2 separate regions of the Homo sapiens genome follow, and region 1 is linked to region 2. Evidence: chromatin contacts called from ENCODE Hi-C data. All regions are on one chromosome and are shown on one strand. Each heading gives the region's core, a stretch centred on a gene start or an enhancer-like site at or near the end of the contact. The rest is flanking DNA. Distances are from core to core; before and after follow the strand shown. Region 1 holds the start of TMED5 (transmembrane p24 trafficking protein 5). Region 2 holds the start of CLCA4-AS1 (CLCA4 antisense RNA 1).

Region 1 (4,475 bases), core at 1,871-4,370, 6.5 Mb before region 2:
GGCACAGTGAATTCTATATGTGATTTTACTTACTTACCTGGATAACTCTTCCCCTAAACTCTGCAAACTCCATTCTGTTATCTTCAGTTCATGTCTTAAGGAAGCAACATTTGCAAGCAAACTTTCCTCTTCATTGTCTTTATTATAGTAGTCTGATGAACTAGATTCCATTTCTTAAAAAAAAAATGAATTTCTTGTACCTTGTCTGAAAGATTCTGTAGTTTCAGTCAAAATACTCACATGAATAGAATTTAACTCATTAGTTTTCTATTTTAAATGTTGTGAAATCTTTCATGGTGGTTTAAAACAAAACAAAAAATCAATAATAATGAATTTATCTGTAGTGTAAAGCCATAAAGGAATTCAATACAATTTCAATGAATGAATTTTTCATTTTAGCCAGGGTCTAGTTATTATAGTTCTCTTTTGTAAGCATACCTGATCTTCCTAACAATTGTTAATTATTTTCATTACATGTTAAGGAAACTAAGAATCAGACATTAAATAACTTGCTCAAAGTCACACAAACTGTAAATGGTGAAATCAAGATTTGAATCCAAGTCATTAGGATGCAAAGACCATTAAATTATGTCGCATTGTAGCTTTATTACATATTACATATCAATTTCAATATGAGGTGTTTGAACTTTCATAATTACATTACAAGTACTGGACATCTGATTAAATGGTATCATTACATTCATATTTTGTTAGAAGGGAATTTATTACCAGATAAAAGCTGTCTCCTCCTCCTACGCCCAATAGTTATAAAATTTTAAAAAGACACATTTACAAGTCACAACCACAGGGATCAAAATAACATTTGGCAGGTCAACTCATAGAAATGAAGAAAAGCTTTTGTTTCTTCAGTGGATGAGTATCTCTAGGGTTGTGAAACTACTAAATTTCTTTGCATATAAAAATCACAATAAAGCATCACATTTTATTATTGTAATTAATACAATAAAAAACTAAAGCTTTATAATCTCCACTACTACAGAGCTTTCTGCGCAATCTTAAAATTACATTCCTCTTTCAGATCCCATTTACCTTTTTCACTGTAGCATCTCCTTCAACGCCCTTCTTAGCATTCTGATCCCATCCCAAGTTCCAAAAGGTTAAAAGTCCTGTGCATTACGTTCAGGACCGCAATGTACTTAGAGAAGCTCAATATTTTGAATGAATTAACGAATACTAAACTGTCCTTCCTTCCCTCATCCAGTTAGAATGGTATGTTACATTTATTCCCCACTCAAAAATTCTCAGATGTAGGGAGGAAGATTAAAAAGAAAACTCCCACCTTATGGAAAGAAAGTGGCAGGAAATTAAATGAGATACTATGTAATCTTAATAGACAAACTGGTTCTATCCTCTTTCCCTTTTTTGTTTCCACAAATTTGCTTCTGCTTAAGTGACAAGACTCTCGCAGACAAGTCAATAAATCAGGTCCCCATCCTGCTTTACCTATTCAACATCTCTAGCTCTCTGTAGGATGGTGAAGGAGAAAAGGGTAGAGAAAATTGGGCAAATTCTATAATACCATTTGGTACTATATATTTCATCTTAAATCAGGTTTTAGTTCAACATCTGTGTATTGCCATGCAAGAAATAACTCCCAGTCCGGGCGCGGTGGCTCACGCCGGTAATCCCAGCACTTTGGGAGGTCAAGGCGGGTGGATCACGAGGTCAAAAGTTAAAGACCAACCTGGCCAAGATGGTGAAACCCCGTATCTACTAAAAATACAAAAAAATTAGCCGGGGGTGGTGGCGAGCGCCTGTAATCTCAGCTACTCGGGAGGCTGAGGCAGAGAATTGCTTGAACCTGGGAGGCGGAGGTTGCAGTGAGCCGAGATCGCGCCACTGCACTCCAGCCTGGGCGACAGAGTGAGACTCGGTCTCAAAAAAAAAAGAAAGAACTCCCTAACTCTTCTGCAGTAGCAATGAATATATTTGATACTAAAATGTTTTCATTTTCCTAGTGGGACATTTACTGTCAAATGAATGTCCTTAACTTCAATTTACAGTAGTTACCCAAAAAAGGCTATCTTCACTGACTATGCATACCTAGAAAAGCACATCATCCTACTCACCGACCTTAACAACATCATCTTTCGGCCCTAATTAACAATGTGTTTGTAGGTTTGCACACGCACACCCATCAAACGAAGGACAAGTGTTCTTTTATACCCTATGTATGTGATACAATGGGCTGTAGTCGAAAAAGATTCCTCATTTTGGAAAGAAGTCATAACTTTATGTAGTAGTCTCCTGTCTCAAGATCGCTTGACACAGCTAATCTTACATCCGTCTGAAAGAAGCGGGGGCGGGGGTGGGGGACGGAAGTGACAGTTTCCTCTTTTTTTTTTTTTTTTTAATTTTATAGAGACAGTGGCTCGCCATATTGCCAAGGCTGGCCTCGAACTCCTGGGCTCAAGCAATCCTTCCGCCTCGACATCCCAAAGTGCTGAGGTAACAGGCGTAAGCCACTGCGCCCGGCCTCCTATTTTTCATCAAATAAAATACAACCGTTCAGAGCAGCATGCTCAGCAACCACGAGGACCAGTCCCAGCGCATCCAAGGTGCCGGGAGGGAAAGGAACAGAACTCCCCCAGGTAAGCCGGTTTCCCCACGCCAAGGCGCAGTCGCTCACCACCCAAATCGTCGCTGGGGAGAGACCCACCCGGCGACTGCGCGCTTCGCACTCGAGTCTGCGTTAGGAAGCCTCTGACCCTTTCCCGGGCCCCTGCGCGTGGAAGCCTCGGACACAACTCGGAGAACCAGCGAACCCCGGCAGCACAGAATTCGAACCGCCGCGGGAGCCGTTGGGACGCGCCTACCCGGTCACTGCCCCGCCCCGGCGCAGACTGCGTGAGGCGCCGCCGAAGGCGCGGGGCTTGCCGGGGATCGTGGTCGGCGAGCGCGCCCGAGCCCACTAGCGGAGCCCGCCCGGGACTACATTTCCCACAATTACCGCCATGATGCCCATTGGTGGGGGAAGCCATGGGAACCGGAGGCCGTCAGGGGGAGAGGCGGGCGGCGCTCACGCCTGGCCTGAGGGGGCCGAGACTGAGGCGGTTGCGGAATAGGACTGCTAGCCCCGCCCAGAGTCCCTACCCTTTGGAGAACTGCGCTTCTCTTTCGGAGGGAGTGTTCGCCGCCGCCGCGGCCGCCACCTGGAGTTTCTTCAGACTCCAGATTTCCCTGTCAACCACGAGGAGTCCAGAGAGGAAACGCGGAGCGGAGACAACAGTACCTGACGCCTCTTTCAGCCCGGGATCGCCCCAGCAGGGATGGGCGACAAGATCTGGCTGCCCTTCCCCGTGCTCCTTCTGGCCGCTCTGCCTCCGGTGCTGCTGCCTGGGGCGGCCGGCTTCACACCTTCCCTCGATAGCGACTTCACCTTTACCCTTCCCGCCGGCCAGAAGGAGTGCTTCTACCAGCCCATGCCCCTGAAGGCCTCGCTGGAGATCGAGTACCAAGTAAGTGCGGAGGATAAACCAGCCTCCTTCCTTTAACCCAGCTGCACTGCGTTGTCGCCTCTCACCCGTTTAGAAACTTCTGGTGGACGGCCCTGGTGGTGAAGAGGCGAGGGCCGTTCAGGAAGCCAGCCCGCTCCGCGCAGGCGCGCGAGGCGAGGCGAGGCTCTCGCTGGGGCCGGGGACCCAGAACTTAGGCTGGACCTGGAATTGATGACTACCCGCCTTCTCCCCTTTCCTCCGGTGGGAAGGAGGCCAGAACTGGTGATGTCGCTGGCTTTTCTCTTTGTTTCCTAATTCGCCCACTGCTTTTCTTAGCCACTACACGCTCTCATACTGAGAATTTCACAATGCAGAACTGATACACGTTCTCCTTCATCATTGGACAAGGTGATGACACTTGTTTGAATCACCCCCACCCCTTTCACACAGTTCAGATGTTACAAATCACTGTCTTTGCTTCAGTTAAGGGTTTTTGGATTATGATCGTGTAATTGGCATTAAGCCCGATTTTGAAATTTTTTGGAAGACGCTGTTGCTATATTTAATGATACATTTCCGTTTAAGTTATATATCCATTATTTTCAAAAGATCAAATCGTATATTAAAACTTTATAACCTTTCTTTTCATTTTTTCATTGAGCATTGTAAGCATTTCCCTCGTGTCATTGTTTTTTTTTTTTTTTTTTGAGACGGAGTCTCGCTTTGTTGCTCAAGCTAGAGTTGGAGTGCAGTGGCGCTATCTCGGCTCATTGCAACCTCCGCCTCCCGGGTTCAAGCGATTCTCCTGCCTCAGCCTTCCGAGTAGCTGAGATTACAGACGTGCGCCACCATGCCCAGCTAATTTTTGTATTTTTAGTAGAGACGGGGTTTCACCATGTTGGCCAGGCTGGTCTCGAACTCCCGACCTCAGGCGATCCACCCGCCTCGGCCTCCCAAAGTGCTGGGATTACAGGCGTGAGCCACCATGCCTAGCATGTTTTCTTTTTAGTATCTGCA
Region 2 (4,602 bases), core at 2,103-4,602:
GAAACCCCATCTCTACTAAAAATGCAAAATTAGCTGGGCGTGGTGGAGCCTGCCTGTAATTCCAGTTACTTGAAAGACGGAGGCAGGAGATTGGCTTGAATCGGGGAGGCGAAGGTTGCAATGAGCTGAGATCGCGCCATTGCACTCCAGCCTGGGCAACAAGAGCCAAACTCCATCTCAAAAAAAAAAAAAAAAAAAAATACCCTGTAAAAACCAAATCTCAGATATGATATAAGTTTATCCATAAACATTTCAGTATGTATCTCTAACAATTACAGACACATTAAAGAAGTCTGTTTCTCCTAAAATTTTTCCCTTAATAAACGGCTCAAGCCAAAACCTTGGAGTCATCCTTAACTCATCTTTCTCTCATACCTCACAGCCAATCCAACAGCCAATACTGGATAATTTGGAACCTTCACTGCTACCACTGTAATCTAAGTTACAATCGCCTTTTACGTGTATTATGGCCACAGCTCCTTCATTGGTCTCCTTAATGCCCCTGAAACTTCAGTCTTTGTACTTCTTCCTGCTGCCTGAAATACTTTTATTCCAAAAAAAACTAGGTCTGTCACTTCCTTGAGGTCTCTTGAATTTCATCCTATTAGAAAGACTTGCCCTGACCATCCTATCTATACACGATACTAATGTTAGAAAATACTAATAAAGATATTAACAACCACCATCTCTGCGTTATTCTATTCTTCTGGCCATGATTTTTATCACCACCTGATGTATTTACAAGCTTATCTTCCGCTACAATGTAAGCTTCAGGAGGGCAGACACTTTGCTGATTTTATTCACTGCTGTATCACCAGTGTCCACAGTAGCCACAAGCAGACATCAGACATGCAGTAGACACTTAAATATTTAAAACTGAAAAGAAAATTATTTGATGGCTAACAGATTAGCATAAAATTTAAAACTTTTTCCTAAAGAATTTGAAACAAGGAATTAAAATTCTTTGGGAAGTACACATTTTGAGAGCTTTGCTAGATTTAATTTTTTAAATTGAGTCTATCCACAATTTAAATCAGACTAAATTCTAGTAAATGTGTCCTCTTTAAGGGGTGTGAGTTATACGTCTGAAACATATTTAACTGTATTTAAAAGAGTAGCATTATACAGTGTCAAATCCTCATAAGCATCTAGAATTATAGGTAATGAGCACTAGGACAAACAAAAATACCAAGGGCTCTAGTCCTCTATTGCAGTCAATGTTAAAAGTGTACAAGTGTCTCACACATCAAAATTCATTTCACACCCTCAATCACTCATTCTTCTTGCACCTTGTCTTTGAACTATTAGAAGCTAGTGAATTTAAATCAAAACATTATTTTAACTATAAAGGCTCAACGTCTACAATATATCATATTTTAGGGAAGGAAGGGAAGAAAAGGGTTAAGGCAGCTAGCTTATTACTCACCATGCAGATTTTAGAACTTAGAAATCAAAAGCTAGAAGGAATTTACCATCTCTAAAGTGTTACTTGCTTGTTGATATGGAAATGCTCAGATTGAACCAGATGATTTTTAAGGTCTCTCTAGGCCACAGCATTCTATTATTCTAGCTATCTTAAATCTGGAATGCTTATCCCGGAAGAAAAAGCAGCTGGGAGTACTAGGTCAGACAGCACCTGGTTATTTACTAGTTGTGCAAGTTTCTTAACCTCAGTAAGGCTGCTTCCTCACATATATAAAAGGGGTTAATAACATCTATCTGGCAAAGTTATGGAAAAGACTGGAGATAATATGTCAAATGCATTACAAAGTGCTTGACAGGTTTTTCATAATATAGGCAGCTATTACCTTGCTCTAGCTCTACTACTCTTTTGCCAGGGATAGTGCAATGTAGGATCAACTGTGCCAACAAAATTGGGGCAAAGGCAAGGAAAGTAGTAAAGCCACAGAACAGATTTACATTTCAGCACCAATTTGGTATGCATATTAGAAAATTATTTTTGTTTTCTTTTTACAAAAGAGAATGTTGTTGCTACCGTGACCGTAAACACCAGATTGTTTATAATTCATGTTGTGAAATTTACATCTGTTCACAGATTTACTGAGTTGGCATAACATGGGTGATGACTGTGGGAAACGGCCCAAGTTCCTTAGTACTGACACTTCCTTGATTGTAGAATATCGAGAGGTAGTCAACTTTTCCCCTTAAAGTATATTTAAAACATACTACTGTGACTACAGCCATAACAATATCCCCGCATCTCTCCTTGATCTACAGCTGGTGCTTCCCATTTTGAAAAAGAGTGAAAACCCCCCAACCCTAGGTTTCTTGTGGTCTTGGCAAAGTCTCAACGCCAACTGGCGATCTCCATTTCCCCCGCGGGCTGCCAAGCCCAGGACAGTCCTTTCAGGGAGAAAGAGGGCCGGAGGGAACTGTGTTGGCAGCTCTCTGGGTTGAAGGACAGGAAAAGGAAACTCCCTTCTTGGACTCCGAGGGGAGGGTGAGAGACGAAAGGAAAGGGTGGGGGGTAGTGCAAGAATGGCCTGTGTCTCGGTTACCGCAAAGGACTCGCAAGCCTCCGCCAGCCCCGGGGTGGAGGCCACAGGAGCACTGACGTCGTGGTATCAGAAAGGCGGACAGTGCAGCCTTAGTGTTCCCCAGGGGTGGGAGGAAGCTCCCGGCCCCGTCCCCACCCCGCCTCGCTTCCCAGGGAGCGGCGGTTGGGCAGGAGCGGGGCAGAAATCCGCCGCCGGGCCCGGGGAGGGGACCAGGCCGCGCCCATCTCCCAGGCCTCTGGCTGCAGCAGGCCCGCTGGGTGGTCGGCGAGGCCCGGGGGCGCCGCGTCGAGCTGCGGTCCCCTCCCTCAACCTTCCCGGGCGCCGCCACCCCTTTTCCCCCCAGCACCAGGGTACCTGCACGGCGCGACTGAGGAAGGTGCCTGCGTCGGCCGCCAGCTTCTTCACGTTGAAGTCCATGATATTCATCCTAGGCGGCAGCCGGGCGGAGCCGGCCGACCTAGCGGCGGCGAGGCGGAGGTGCCGCGGCCGGGCTGGGGCGCAGGGCTAGAGCGGCGAGGGCAGACGTGGTAGGTGGAGGGAGGCGGCGCCAGCCCCGCAGCCGCAGCTGTCGTTTCCGTGAACGGGGAGGATGAAGGCGGGGCGAGGGAGGAGAACAAGCGCGCGGCGGCAGCGCCAAGGATGGGTCAGTCGGCTCGGAGAACGGCCGCTAACGTCGACGATGGGCCCCGCGGGCGAGCCGGAGATGGACGGGCGACCCCGCCGTGTGGACCCGGGTCCCAAGGGAAAAACAAGCGCGGGCCGCGGGGCGGAGCCTTTCTCGAGGTTATCGCGGGAACAGCGACCCCTTGAGGATTGCGGCGGCGCAGCCCCGGGGCGCGCCGGGAGCTCCGCCCGGCTCCTGTGGAGGAAGCGGCGAGGGCGAGCCGCGGGGTCTCGGCGCCTCTGTATGCTTGCACTTAACGAGAACCCAGAGCGAACACGACCCACATTTCTCTTTTTGTTTTAAGAGGAAATATAGGAGTTACAGCATAGAATTACAATATCTGGACATTAGAAATAACAGGTCCCGGTCACGGTATGGCACCGCGCGACACACTTGGTCCCTGAGGCCTGGATGCCGCTCAGCAAACGTTCGCGGAATAGGGTTGGGTTTACTGTCCCCCACCGAGCCGGTTGCTCATTCATTCAGCATAATTGAATACCTCCTGTGTGCCAGGCACTGAATCAAGTGTCGGAGACAATGTCCTGCCCTCAAGCTCCTGGCCGGTTACTTGACAACCTTCCGGGACCTCAACGCTATGTGCCTACTGTGTGAAAGCAAAGTGCCAGGTGGAGGACACAAAGATGGCGAGCGACACAGGATAGTCCTTAACAATTAAGCGTGACTAATTTTAATAACAAATGAGAATATGATGTGACATCCGTTCCAAATCCTGTCGTTCCAAGTAACTTCTTAAGCATCTTTCACGATACAGCCTCTGCTTGAAAGGAATTAAAACAGGTACAAGCATGGAAGGAGACGTTGCTATCATATTTCAAGAATAAGAAAATGCTGTTTTGTGTGGTTGTGCAGCAGGCAATGAAATGAGCTTACATTCAAGCTTCCGTGTTTTACTGAAACAACAGTCACAGATGCAGTAGATGTTAAAGGTTGAAAGACGAGTGCAGTAAAAGCATTATGAGGACAAGAAGAAAACGTAAATATTTGTGTTGTTTCATTCTTTGTTGTGGTGGCAGAAACAGCCCCCTCTTTCTAAGGTAACTCCAATATAATGATCTCTCCCAGCTTTGAAATACTCCATGTCTGTTTCATTTTCCAGAAATATGGAAAAATGAATATATAATAAAAAACCCTATTTCTCATTTATTGTCTATTTTAGATCTTTATGTGGAAAAGCACTTACTCTCTTCCCAGAGCACTGTTTTTAAAGTAGGTATATTTGCCATAACCTATGCTCGTCTCTACAAAAGGATCACACCACCGTGTCCACCATTAAAGGGGAAATTCTTTAATGGTGGACACAGTGGTGTCCCTGAATCCTCATCCTCAAGTGTTTCAATCTTCCCAGTCTTGGGAAAACAACAATGTTACTTCTTTCTTTTGCACCCTCTGTAGCTGTAA

Evidence for each region. A loop is a pair of places that touch in the nucleus more often than their neighbours do. Pooled maps may share reads with other maps.
Region 1: a loop to region 2 is called in a pooled map, with 5 times the contacts of the local background. The contact joins the promoter of TMED5 here to the promoter of CLCA4-AS1 in region 2. A Hi-C loop is called at or near these places in 4 of 50 pooled maps.

Annotation. Positions count from the first base shown.
Region 1 is chr1:93,179,058-93,183,532 of GRCh38, reverse strand. It overlaps TMED5 (transmembrane p24 trafficking protein 5), which reads left to right and starts at 3,120. Exons shown (of 4, transcript NM_016040.5): 1 at 3,120-3,479. The coding sequence starts at 3,291. CCDC18 (coiled-coil domain containing 18) reads right to left here and starts at 2,809. Exons shown (of 29, transcript NM_001378204.1): 1 at 2,681-2,809; 2 at 38-173. The coding sequence starts at 171. RefSeq lists enhancers at 2,510-2,719, 3,590-3,739 and a silencer at 2,780-3,059.
Region 2 is chr1:86,703,243-86,707,844 of GRCh38, reverse strand. It overlaps CLCA4-AS1 (CLCA4 antisense RNA 1), which reads left to right and starts at 3,352. Exons shown (of 5, transcript NR_135837.1): 1 at 3,352-4,238. It overlaps SH3GLB1 (SH3 domain containing GRB2 like, endophilin B1), which reads right to left and starts at 3,269. Exons shown (of 9, transcript NM_016009.5): 1 at 2,874-3,269. The coding sequence starts at 2,945. RefSeq lists a silencer at 2,616-3,105 and enhancers at 2,930-3,431, 3,996-4,065.